Linked DNA regions of Homo sapiens: region 1 is linked to region 2. A link is an interaction called in ENCODE POLR2A ChIA-PET data of the cell type or tissue named here. Cell type or tissue: Panc1. All regions are shown on one strand. Each heading gives the region's core, and the rest is flanking DNA. Links, peaks and the distances in the headings are about the cores only.

Region 1 (6,059 bases), core at 447-5,446, 250 kb after region 2:
TTGAATAAGGCATTGTGGACCTATGGCAAACTCCTGGCTATTTCTGCATTTTGCCCAAATCCATCCTTGAATTATATCACCTGAACCTCGTGACCACCTGGAGAAGGCAATGAGGCTCAAGCCAGGGAGGGGTGGTGTCTAATCCTACCTTTCATTGGATCTGGGAAAACTGAGGGAGATGGGGGCAGGGCTCTATCTGCCCCAGGCTTCCGTCCAGGCCCCACCCTCCTGGAGCCCTGCACACAACTTAAGGCCCCACCTCCGCATTCCTTGGTGCCACTGACCACAGCTCTTTCTTCAGGGACAGACATGGCTCAGCGGATGACAACACAGCTGCTGCTCCTTCTAGTGTGGGTGGCTGTAGTAGGGGAGGCTCAGACAAGGATTGCATGGGCCAGGACTGAGCTTCTCAATGTCTGCATGAACGCCAAGCACCACAAGGAAAAGCCAGGCCCCGAGGACAAGTTGCATGAGCAGGTGGGCCAGGGGGTGATCTGGGGTGGTGAGGGACTGGCTCAGGAAGAGGAAACGAGGACATGGAAATGCCAAACCCCATTCACTGGTGAACTGAAGTGGAGGAGCCCTTCAGTTTGCATTAATATGGGTGACTATTTCACAGACACTGTGCCAAATGTCGGTACAATGCCAACAGTTCACCTTCTTGGTTGTTGAGTTTCCGCATTACAGAAATAAGGAAGCAGGCCCAAAGGAGAGCCTGGGAAATGAAGTTGGAGTGACCCATCCTGGGGTTGCTTGATTTAGGGATTTAGACTGGGAATGACTCCTCCAAAGATCTGAGGGAAGAAACTGCACACTGTGCATAGTGGCCTCTTTTCTGCCAGCCCTAAACAGCTCAAGAAGGGAGAGTCTCTCACATTATGAGGCTGTGTGCAAAGCATTCTTTTTTTTTTTTCCTGAGACAAAGTCTCCATATGTTGCCCAGGCTGGTCTCAAATTCCTGGACTCAAGTGATCCTCCCACCTCAGCCTCCCAAAGTGTGGGATTACAGAAATGAGCCGTACGCCCTCCTGAAGCATCTTGGTTCATGCATCTCGCAAAACTTTGGGCTGTGTCTCTCGACCACATTGGACCTGAGGTCTCCCTATAACATTTATTTTGCTACCACCCCTTTAATATCCTGAACATGATGATATAACTAAAGAAAAAGCAGAGGAAAAGTAATTTGTAGGCCAGGTGTTACGGCTCACGCCTGTAATCCCAACACTGTGGGATGTCGAGATGGGCAGATCACTTGAGCTCAGGAGTTCGAGACCAGCCTGGGCAAGATGGCAAAACCCCATCTCTACTAAAAAATAAAAAAAATTAGTCAGGTGTGGTGGCACATGCCTGCAGTCCCAGCTACTCAGGAGGCTGAGGTGGGCAGGTCAGTTGAGCCCAGGAGGCAGAGATTGTAGATCGTGCCACTGCACTCCAGCCTGGGCAACAGAGTGAGACCTTGTCAAAAGAAAGAAAGAACGAAAAAAAGAAAGAAAGGAAGGAAGGAAGGGGAGGAAGGAAAGGGAGGGAGGAAAGGGAGGGAGGAAAGGGAGGGAGGCAAGGGAGAGAAACTTGTAATACGCATTTCTTTTTTTTTTTCTTGAGATAGAGTTTTGCTCTTGTTGCCCAGGGTGGAGTGCAGTGGCACAATCTCAGCTCACTGCAACCTCCACCTCCCAGGTTCAAGTGATTCTCCTGCCTCAGCCTCCTGAGTAGGCACACGCCACCACACCCAGCTAATTTTTTGTTTGTTTGTTTGTTTTGTTTGTTGGTATTTTTAGTAGAGATGGGGGTTTCACCATGTTGGCCAGGCTGGTCTCGAACTCCTCACCTCATAATCCGCCCCTCTTGGCCTCCCAAAGTGCTGAGATTACAGGTGTGAGCCACTGCGCCCGGCCTTAAGTGCACATTTTATTTATTTATTTATTTATTTATTTATTGAGATGGAGTCTTGCTCTGTTGCCCAGGCTGGAGTGCAGTGGCACAATCTCAGCTCACTGCAACCTCCACCTCCCAGGTTCAAGCAATTCTCCTGCCTTGGCCTCCAGAGTAGCTGGGACTATAGGCACCTGCCACCATGCCTAGCTAATTTTTGTATTTTTAGTAGAAATGGGGTTTTGCCATGTTGGCCAGGCTGGTCTCCATTCTTGACCTTAAGTGATCTGTCCACCTCCACCTCCCAAAGTGCTGGGATTACAGGCACTATGTGAGCCACTGTGCCGGCCCACATTTTAATATTTAGCTTGTCAGCCTTAAGTAATGAGATTCAGGAAGCTTGAGGATAGGCACACAGGAGCATAGTTTCAAGTTGTCCTGAATTTTGCAGCCATCACAAGTTAGTTTTTAAGGAAAAAGATTAGTTCCTAAGTTGTTTCTCAATAACTTATAATAAAATAACATCCACAATTGATTGGCTATACATTGTTTTTTTGTATCACAAATTCCACAAACAGATAATGGGTGAGGCAGCTAGTCAGGGACAAAACACTTCCCAAGTAGCTGGGATTACAGGTGTCCGCCACCACACTTGGCTAGTTTTTTGTTTGTTTATTTTTTGAGATGGAGTCTTGCTCTGTCGCCCAGGCTGGAGTGCAGTGGCATGATCTCGGCTCACTGCAAGCTCCACCTGCCGGGTTCACACCATTCTCCTGCCTCAGCCTCCCAAGTAGCTGGGACTACAGGTGCCAGCCACCACGCCCGGCTAATTTTTTGTATTTTTAGTAGAGACGGGGTTTCACCATGTTGGCCAGGATGGTCTTGATCTCTTAGCCTCGTGATCCACCCGCCTCGGCCTCCCAAAATGCTGGGATTACAGGCGTGAGCCACCGCACCCGGCCTAATTTTTATATTTTTAGTAGAGACGGGGTTTCACCATGTTGGCCAGGCTGGTCTCAAACTCTTGATCTCAGGTGATCCACCTGCCTTGGCCTCCCAAAGTGCTGGGATTACACAAGTAAGCCACTGCACCCAGCCTGGGGTTACAATTTAAATTGCTTTTTTACCTTCAAATCTTTGACACCTCAGTGAGGCTTAATCTGACCGCACTATTACACTACAAGTCCCCATCCGTCTCTGCTTAATTTTTGTCCAAAGCAAAAATCAGGTGATGTGTTCATTGTTGTAACCCCAGTTTCTACAAAAGTACCTGGGTGAGAGTAAGTAGGATCTCAATAAAGGTTGAATTAACAAATTTTGTAATGACTGCAACTCCAGCAGGAGCTCCCTTTTGGGCTCCCACTGTCTCTGACGGCCCTCTCCCCTAAAGAGGTCCCAATAGCAAGTATTTTCCTGGGTGACTTCCAGTGGGCTGGGGAATCAAGGACTAAGAGGGGAGACACTGCATGTGGAATATTCTGGCTGTGCTGGCTGTGCTGGCTGTGGACTGAGTCCTCTGTCTTCCCCCATCCAGTGTCGACCCTGGAGGAAGAATGCCTGCTGTTCTACCAACACCAGCCAGGAAGCCCATAAGGATGTTTCCTACCTATATAGATTCAACTGGAACCACTGTGGAGAGATGGCACCTGCCTGCAAACGGCATTTCATCCAGGACACCTGCCTCTACGAGTGCTCCCCCAACTTGGGGCCCTGGATCCAGCAGGTATGCATGGCTTCCTGCAGGTACAAGACCTAGCGGAGCAGCTGAGCTTTCCAGGCATCTCTGCAGGCTGCAACCCCAGCTCCAGTTCTATTCGGGGCTGAGTTGCTGGGATTCTTGAACCTGAGCCCTTCTTTTGTATCAAAATCACCCAGGTGGATCAGAGCTGGCGCAAAGAGCGGGTACTGAACGTGCCCCTGTGCAAAGAGGACTGTGAGCAATGGTGGGAAGATTGTCGCACCTCCTACACCTGCAAGAGCAACTGGCACAAGGGCTGGAACTGGACTTCAGGTGAGGGCTGGGGTGGGCAGGAATGGAGGGATTTGGAAGTGGAGGTGTGTGGGTGTGGAACAGGTATGTGACAATTTGGAGTTGTAGGGCTGGCAGACCTCAAGATAGTTCCGGGCCCAGTGGCTAAAGGTCTTCCCTCCTCTCTACAGGGTTTAACAAGTGCGCAGTGGGAGCTGCCTGCCAACCTTTCCATTTCTACTTCCCCACACCCACTGTTCTGTGCAATGAAATCTGGACTCACTCCTACAAGGTCAGCAACTACAGCCGAGGGAGTGGCCGCTGCATCCAGATGTGGTTCGACCCAGCCCAGGGCAACCCCAATGAGGAGGTGGCGAGGTTCTATGCTGCAGCCATGAGTGGGGCTGGGCCCTGGGCAGCCTGGCCTTTCCTGCTTAGCCTGGCCCTAATGCTGCTGTGGCTGCTCAGCTGACCTCCTTTTACCTTCTGATACCTGGAAATCCCTGCCCTGTTCAGCCCCACAGCTCCCAACTATTTGGTTCCTGCTCCATGGTCGGGCCTCTGACAGCCACTTTGAATAAACCAGACACCGCACATGTGTCTTGAGAATTATTTGGATATGAATGGGAACGTGACTGTTTTGTTTTCCAATTCCCATTGATTGAAACCAGTGAGACTGGGCCAATTCCTAGCTCTGACAGTTGCTATAAACTAGCCTGATACTTAACTATTTTTCTAACTTAGGAGACATTCGTAGCTCTCAATTTCATTTTTTACTATTGCTCCAATCTAGAGCCAAGCCCAGGAATTTTTCATTTGTTTGTTTTGAGACAGGGTCTCACCCAGGAATATTTTGTTTGTTTTGAGACAGGATCTCACTCTGTCACCAGGCTGGAGTGCAGTGGCATGACCTTGATTCACTGTAACATCTGCCTCCTGGGCTCAAGTGATCCTCCCACCTCAGCCTCTCAACTTGAGACTGCAACCATGTGCCACCACACCTGGCTAATTTTTTTTTTTTTTTTGAGATGGAGTTTCGCTCTTGTTGCCCAGGCTGGAGTGCAATGGCATGATCTTGGCCCACTGCAACCTCCTCCTCCCAAGTTCAAGTGATTCTCTTGCCTCAGCCTCCAGAGTAGCTGGGATTATAGGCATGCACCACCATGCCCGGCTGATTTTGTATTTTTAGTAGAGACAGGGTTTCTCCATGTTGGTCAGGCTGGTCTTGAACTCCCGACCTCAAGTGATCCGCCTGCCTTGGCCTCCCAAAGTGCTGGGATTACAGGCGTGAGCCACTGCGCCCAGCCCCACCTGGCTAATTGTTACATTTTTTTATAAAGAGGAGATCTTGGTATGTCGTCCAGGCTGATCTCAAACTCCTGGCCTGAAGCAAACCTTTCATCTCAGACTTCAAAAGTACTGGGATTACAACCGTGAGCCACCACACCCAGCGCAGTCTCAGCTCACTGCAACCTCTGCCTCCCACATTCAAGCAATTCTGCCTCAGCCTCCCGAGTACCTGGGACTATAGGTGTGGGCCACCATGCCTGGCTAATTTTTGTATTTTTATTAGAGATGGGGTTTCGCCATGTTGGCCAAGCTGGTCTGGAACTCCTAACCTCAGGTGAACCACCCACCTCAGCCTCCCAAAGTGCTGGGATTACAAGTGTGAGACACCATGCCCAGCCTAGCTCAGGATTTTATCATTTAAACTGAACATAAGCTTCCCAGGGTTGATTCCTGTGCTGTGCTCAGCTCTCCAAAAGAAGAGGTGGGAATGGCTGTACCCAGCATGTTTTGGATGGGTTGCTGGGAAGAGGGTAAGGGTGGCAGCAAGAGCCATATGGCACTAACAGCTAATACCCACAAAGCATTTTCTGCTAGGCACTATCCTAAACTGTTTATACCGATGACATGTAGATACTACTGTCTGCATTTTCCATATGTAGAAACAGACACATAAATTAAAGAACATTGCCTGGCCAGGCACAGTGGCTCACACCTATAATCCCAGCTCTTTGGGAGGCCAAGTCGGGCGGATCACCTGAGGTCAGGAGTTCGAGATTAGCCTAGCCAACATGGCAAAACCCTGTCTCTACTAAAAATACAAAACTTAGCCGGACGTGGTGGTGTGCACCTGTAATCCCAGCTACTCGGGAGGCTGAGGCAGGAGAATCTCTCGAACCCAGGAGGCAGAAGTTGCAGTGACCAGAGATCA
Region 2 (6,059 bases), core at 623-5,622:
GGTTAGGAAGTTATGGTAATAGTCCATATGGGAGATGATAGTGTTTTGGATTCGGTGGGGGGTGTTTTAGTCCTTTTGGGCTGCTATAGTAAAATACCTTAGACTGGGTAATTTATAAACAACAGAAATTTAGCCGGGCACAGTGGCTCACGCCTGTAATCCCAGGACTTTGGGAGGCTGAGGCGGGCGGATTACTTGAGACTAGGAGTTTGAGACTAGCCAGGCCAACATGGTGAAACCCCGTTTCTACTAAAAATATAAAAAATTAGCTGGGCATGGTGGCAGGTGCCAGTAATCCCGGCTACTCTGGAGGCTGAGGCAGGAGAATCGCTTGAACCTGGGAGGCGGAGGTTGCAGTGAGCCAAGATCGTGCCACTGCACTCCAGCGAGACTCTGTCTCCAAAAAAAAAATCTATATATCTGTATATATATATATATATAGATATATATATGTACACACACACACACACACACATATATATGTATATATTTCTCACAGTTCTGGAGGCTGGGAAGTCTAAAGGCAAAGTTCTAGCAGATATGATGTCTGGCAAAGGCTCTGTGCTTCAAAGGGGGCTCCTTGTTGCTGTGTCTTCACATGGCAGAAGGGACACACAGCCTCCCTAAAGCCACTTTTGTAAGGGCACTAATCCCATTCATGAGGTCTCCACCTTCACAACCTAATCACCTCCTAAAGGTTCCCTCCACCTCTTCTTAATACTATTGCATTGGAGGTTAGGTTTCAACGTACTAATTTTGGGGAACACAAACATTCAGACCATAGCAGGGATAGCAGAGACGATGGAGAAAAGTGGATAAATTTAGAATATGTTTTGAAATAGAGCCTACAGGACTTGCTGGTGGATTGGATATGTGATGTAAGGGAAAGAAAATAATCAAGCTTGCTTTTATATTTTTTTGAATTTTTTGCTTTGACTTGAGTAAATGGCATCACCATGGTACCATTAGGTGCCATGTTAATTAGGCAGTTGGAAATACGAGCTTATAGCTCAGGGAGAGGTTTGGACGTTGTTCTGGGACTCTGAAGATCTGGCTTTTTATCCTAGCTCTGCCATGCAGCTGTTATCTGTGACAAGTCAATAAGGTAATGCTGTCAGCTTTAAAATAATAAAGGCATTTGTTACGCCAGCCTCGTGTATGTTGGGAGAATCCTGTTCACTTGTTTATTGATTGGTCACATACTGTGAATTTACCAAGGTACTGCATTAGATGTGAAAGATAACAAAGACATAGGCCTTGCTCTCAGGTTGCTCATGGTGTAGTGGAAAAGTTAGTAAACAGATGTAATAATTGCTATAATATGAAGAAGCAGAGATTTCAGGGAGCACCAAAAATGGCAGGCAAGGGATCAGAAAAGACTCCCTAGAAGTGATACCATAGCTGAGTGTGAAAGTGACTAGAAATTAACCAGCTAAAGAAAGAATAGAAGAGCCCTCTAGGCAGGAGGAGCAGCATGTGCAAGGTGGGAGGTGAGAAAGAGAATGCCACCTTCAGGGAACTGTATGCAGTTTAGTATTACTGGAACCTCAGAGTAGAAGGTGGGGAGTAATGATAAAATAGGGAGACTGGAAAGGGAGGCAGATGTGATGACACATAAGGCCTTATATGCTGTGCTGAGGAGTTTGGATTTTTATCTGTAGCTGATGATTAGCTGTAGAAGAGCTTTAAGAACTTAGGTTGGCTGGGCACGGTAACTCATGTCTGTAATCCCAGCACTTTGGGAGGCTGAGGTGGGAGGATCACTTGAGGTCAGGAGTTCGAGACCAGCTTGGGCAACATGATGAAACCCCGTCTCTACTAAAAATACAAAAAATTAGCCAGGCGTGGTGGCATGCACCTGTAATCCCAGCCACTCGGGAGACTGAGGCAGGAGAATCACTTAAAGCTAGGAGGTGGAGGTTGCAGTGAGCCGAGATTGTGCCACTGCACTCCTGCCTGGGCAACAGAGCGAGACTCTGTCTCAAAAAAAAAGAGGAACTTAGGTGAATGACATGGATCAGATGTGCATTATAGAAAGATCATTCTTGGGGCAGAAATGGAGGAGGGACTAAGGGGCAGGAAAAATTTGCCTTAATCCAGGCAAGTAGGGCTTCCAAATTTATCTAATTCTAAAATGCACATAATTTCTGGTGTATTATATATACTGCAGGAGAGCATATGTTAAGTCCCAAAGGAGCTGGGAGCAGAGGAAGGTAAAACTGGAAAGACAGCTAGGGGTCAGGTCATGGCCTTGTGTGGTCCCAAGAGCTCACTGTCCGTGCTCCTGTGGAGGGCATTGTGTAGTCTACTAAGGAGTTCTTACTTTCACAGGCAGCATTAGGACACCAGAAGATTTGAACTTGGGTGACACAGTGACTCGAGAAGTACATGAGGTTGAAGGACCTGGATTAAGTTTGTAGACTGAGTAATAGGAAGGAAGGAAAAGATAGTAGATATATTTCTTACCCCACTGATCTAGGCCTTCTGGTACTACCAGCCATGAACTTTGGTTTTCCCTTCTCCCTAAATCTTCCTTCAGTCCTAGCTGTATGCTGTGTTAAGTTTGGAAAGTATTTACTGCTGGCTATTAAAGATCAAGTAGGATTATGTTAGTATTTCTCTTACAAGGAAGAGTCACTTTTTTGTTGTTTTTTTTTTTGAGACAGGGTCTTCTGTCACCCAGGCTGGAGTGCAGTGGTGTGATCATGGCTCACTGCAGTCTGAACCTCCTGGGCTCAAGTGATCCTCCTGCCTCAGCCTCCTGAGTAGCTGGGACTACAGGTGTGTGCCACCACACTTGGCTAATTTTTAAATTTTTTGTAGAGATGGAGTCTTGCTATGTTACCCAGCTGGGTCTCCCAACTCCTGGCCTCAAGTGATCCTCCTGCCTCGGGCTCCCAAAGTGTTGAGATTACAGGCATGAGCCAACATGTCTGGCCAAGATTCACTTTTATTTATTTATTTTTAAGATTTTTAATTTTTTTCACATGGCCACTGTGCCAAAAGGAGTCACTTTTAAACTTAGTAGCCGTTGGCTGTATCAGATGGCTTTCCCAGTTCCTCTGGATTCTTCTGCAATATCATCCCCACTGTTTGTTCAAGAGAGAATTAAGAGAGAATTACTCAGTGTCTGAGTATTTCCCAAGCATTTGCTTTGTGTCTAGTTCTAAGTGTGAAGTGTGAAGGGGATGCTGAACAAGTAAGTCATTTATCCTTGTTTCCAAAGCAGTTAATATTATTTAACATCTGTCTGTCATTTATTGAACACATACAGTATACCAGATTATGAGCTAGTTCTCTGAAATACAAAGAAGAATACGACTCAAATGATCCTTTAACCATTTCAGATCCACTAGGATGGCTAAATGGGAAAAACTGTTTGCAAATCATATATTAATAAGGTATTTGTCTATAGAAGATATAAAGAGCTTTTACAACTCATCAATAATAAAAAAAATAACCTAGTAAAAAATGGGCAAAAGGCCAGGCCCAGTAGCTTACACCTGTAATCCCAGCACTTTGGGAGGCTGAGGAGGGTGGATCACTTGAACCCGGGAGTTCAAGACCAGCTTGGGCAACATAGAGAAACCCCATCTTCCCTGAAAATAAAAAATAGCCAGACATGGTGGCTCGTTTCTGTAGTCCCTGCTACTCGGGAGGCTGAGGTGGGAGTATCACTTGAGCCCAGGAGGTTGAGGCTGCAGTGAGTTATGTTTGTGCCACTGCACTCCAGCCTGGGTAACAGAGTAAGACTCTGCCTTAAAAAAGAAAAGAAAAGAAAAGAAAAGAAAAATCCGCACAGAAACTTATACACAAATATTGATAGGAACATTACTCATAATAGCCCCAAGTAGAAATAACCTAAATGTCTATCCTCTGATGAAAGGATAAATAAAATGTGTCTGCCTATGCAATGGAATATTATTTAGTAAGAAAAGGAGTGAACTCCTGATAAGTGCTATAACATGGGTGATGGGTGATCCTTGAAAACATTTTGATGAGTGAAAGAAGACAGTCACAAAAGATCACATACTCAATGAATGAATTTATTTATTTATTTTTGAGATAAGGTCTTGCCGTGTTGCCCAGGCTGGTCTGTAACTCCTGACTCACAGGATTTTCCCCTGTCACCCTCCACAGAGTAGCTGGGTTTACAGGCATATGCTGTCACATTCAGCTGCTGAATGAATTCATTTGTATGAAAGGTCCAGAAAAGGCAAATATATAGCAGTATAAAAGAAATTAATGGTTACCAGGGCTTGGGGATGGGAATGAGGAGTTAGTAAATGAGCATGAGGTTTTTTTTTTTTTTTTAGAGTGACGGAAATGATTTAAAATAAGATGGTTGCATCTTATTTTATTTATTATTATTATGTTTTTGGAGACAGAATCTCCCTCTGTTACCCAGGCTGGAGTGCAGTGGTGCAGTCTCAGCTCACTGCAGCCTCTGCCTCCCGGGTTCAAGTGGTTCTCCTGCTTCAGCCTCCTAAGTAGCTGGGATTACAGGTGCTCTGGCTCTTTTTTTTTTTTTTTTTTTTGAGACAGTATCGCTCTGTCACCCAGGCTGGAGTGCAGTTGCATGATCTCGGCTTGCTGCAACCTCCGCTTCCTGGGTTCCAGCAATTCTCCTGCCTCAGCCTCCCTAGTAGCTGGGATTACAGGCATGCGCCACCACACCTGGCTAACTTGTATTTTAAGTAGAGACGGGGTTTCACCATGTTGCCCATGTGGTCTCAACCTCCTGACCTCAGATGACCCGCCTGCCTGGCCTCCCAAAGTGTTAAGATTACAGGCTTGAGCCACTGTGCCTGGCTGGTTGCATCTTATTTTAAATATACTAACAATAATTGAATTTCTTACTTAAAATGGATGATATGGCTAGGCATGGTGGCTCACACCTGTAATCCGAGCACTTTGGGAGGCCAGCGCCGGAGGATCACTTGAGCCCAGAAGTTTGTAGAGACCTCATCTTTACAGAAAATAACAAAAATTACCCAGGCATGGTGGCATGTGCCTATAGTCCTAGCTACTCAGGAGGCTGAGGCAGGAGGATCCCTTGAGCCCAGAAGGTTGAGACTGCAGTGAGCTATGATCAAGCCACTGCGCTACAACCTGAGTGACAAAGACCTGTCTCAAAAAAAAAAAAGGAATTGGGCAGTGAAGGAGTGAAGGTGAGTAGAGAATTCTAGAGAGAAAAGACGGCAGCAGCCAAAGAAAGCACTGAGGGATGAAAGAGATAGATAGTTCAATGTGGCTGGAATGTAAGCCATTTGGTGGAGAGTGGTGAAATAAGGTCGCTGGTTGGGCCATATTATGAAGTCCTTTGTGTGTCCTACTAAGGAGTTTGAACTTTAACCCCAAGGCAATAGAAAGTCATCAAAGTTTGTCAAAGTAGTAGGATGATGCAATCAGGTGTGTGTCTAATAAAGATCACTGTGGCTGCTGCTGTGTCATGAATCTGTGCTGGCAAAGTTAGAGTCGGGGAGATCATTTTGGAGGCCACTCCAATTGTTAGAGAAAGAGCAAGGGATAAAGTCTGAACTAAGGCACTATGGCAATGAAAAACTCAAGGGAGATTTTATAGATGTTTAGATATGATCAGCACATGAACTGTATGGGCTGTAAAGGCCTTAGGAGTTCATAGAGGATAGTTCTGTTCTGAAAGATTCTGGAGGAGGTGACACCTAGATTGGATCTTTAAAGATGGGTAAAAAGTTTGAGTATATGGAAAGCTGCAGTGCATATAGGAAAGAGTGAGAGAGGAGGGCCAGAGAGGGAGGAAGCCAGACTGAAAAATAGGAATTTGATGGGATAGCAATTGAAGAACCAAAGAAGCAAACTTAGTTGCTCCCAAATTTGAAAAGTTTAATTTAAAAAGGTTTTTGGCCAGGTGCGGTGGCTCACGCCTGTAATCCCAGCACTTTGAGAGGCCGAGGCAGTTGGATAACTTGAGGTCAGAAGTTCGAGACCAGCCTTGTCAACGTGGTGAAACCCCATCTTTACTAAACGTACAAAAATTAGCCGGGCGTGGTGGCTGCACTTGTAGCCCCACCTACTTG

What was found. Peaks named below come from ENCODE experiments on the same cell type or tissue, not always from the same donor. Only the 100,000 strongest peaks of a DNase experiment are listed, where the experiment ranks them.
Region 1: POLR2A ChIA-PET joins it to region 2 with 7 read pairs; 3 of 35 experiments call an interaction of 5 or more read pairs at or near these places.

Annotation. Positions count from the first base shown.
Region 1 is chr11:72,191,865-72,197,923 of GRCh38, forward strand. FOLR1 (folate receptor alpha) reads left to right here and starts at 276. Exons shown (of 4, transcript NM_016729.3): 1 at 276-477; 2 at 3,407-3,595; 3 at 3,748-3,883; 4 at 4,033-4,435. The coding sequence starts at 310. The coding sequence ends at 4,313. All of the region lies in intron 2 of FOLR1-AS1 (FOLR1 antisense RNA 1), which reads right to left. In Panc1, for the core only: no CTCF peak of the experiment used is centred there; no DNase peak of the experiment used is centred there.
Region 2 is chr11:71,942,350-71,948,408 of GRCh38, forward strand. All of the region lies in intron 1 of RNF121 (ring finger protein 121), which reads left to right. Among named protein-coding and RNA genes, the nearest start is that of RNF121, 16 kb to the left of the region's middle. In Panc1, for the core only: no CTCF peak of the experiment used is centred there; no DNase peak of the experiment used is centred there; H3K27ac peaks cover 2,700 bases.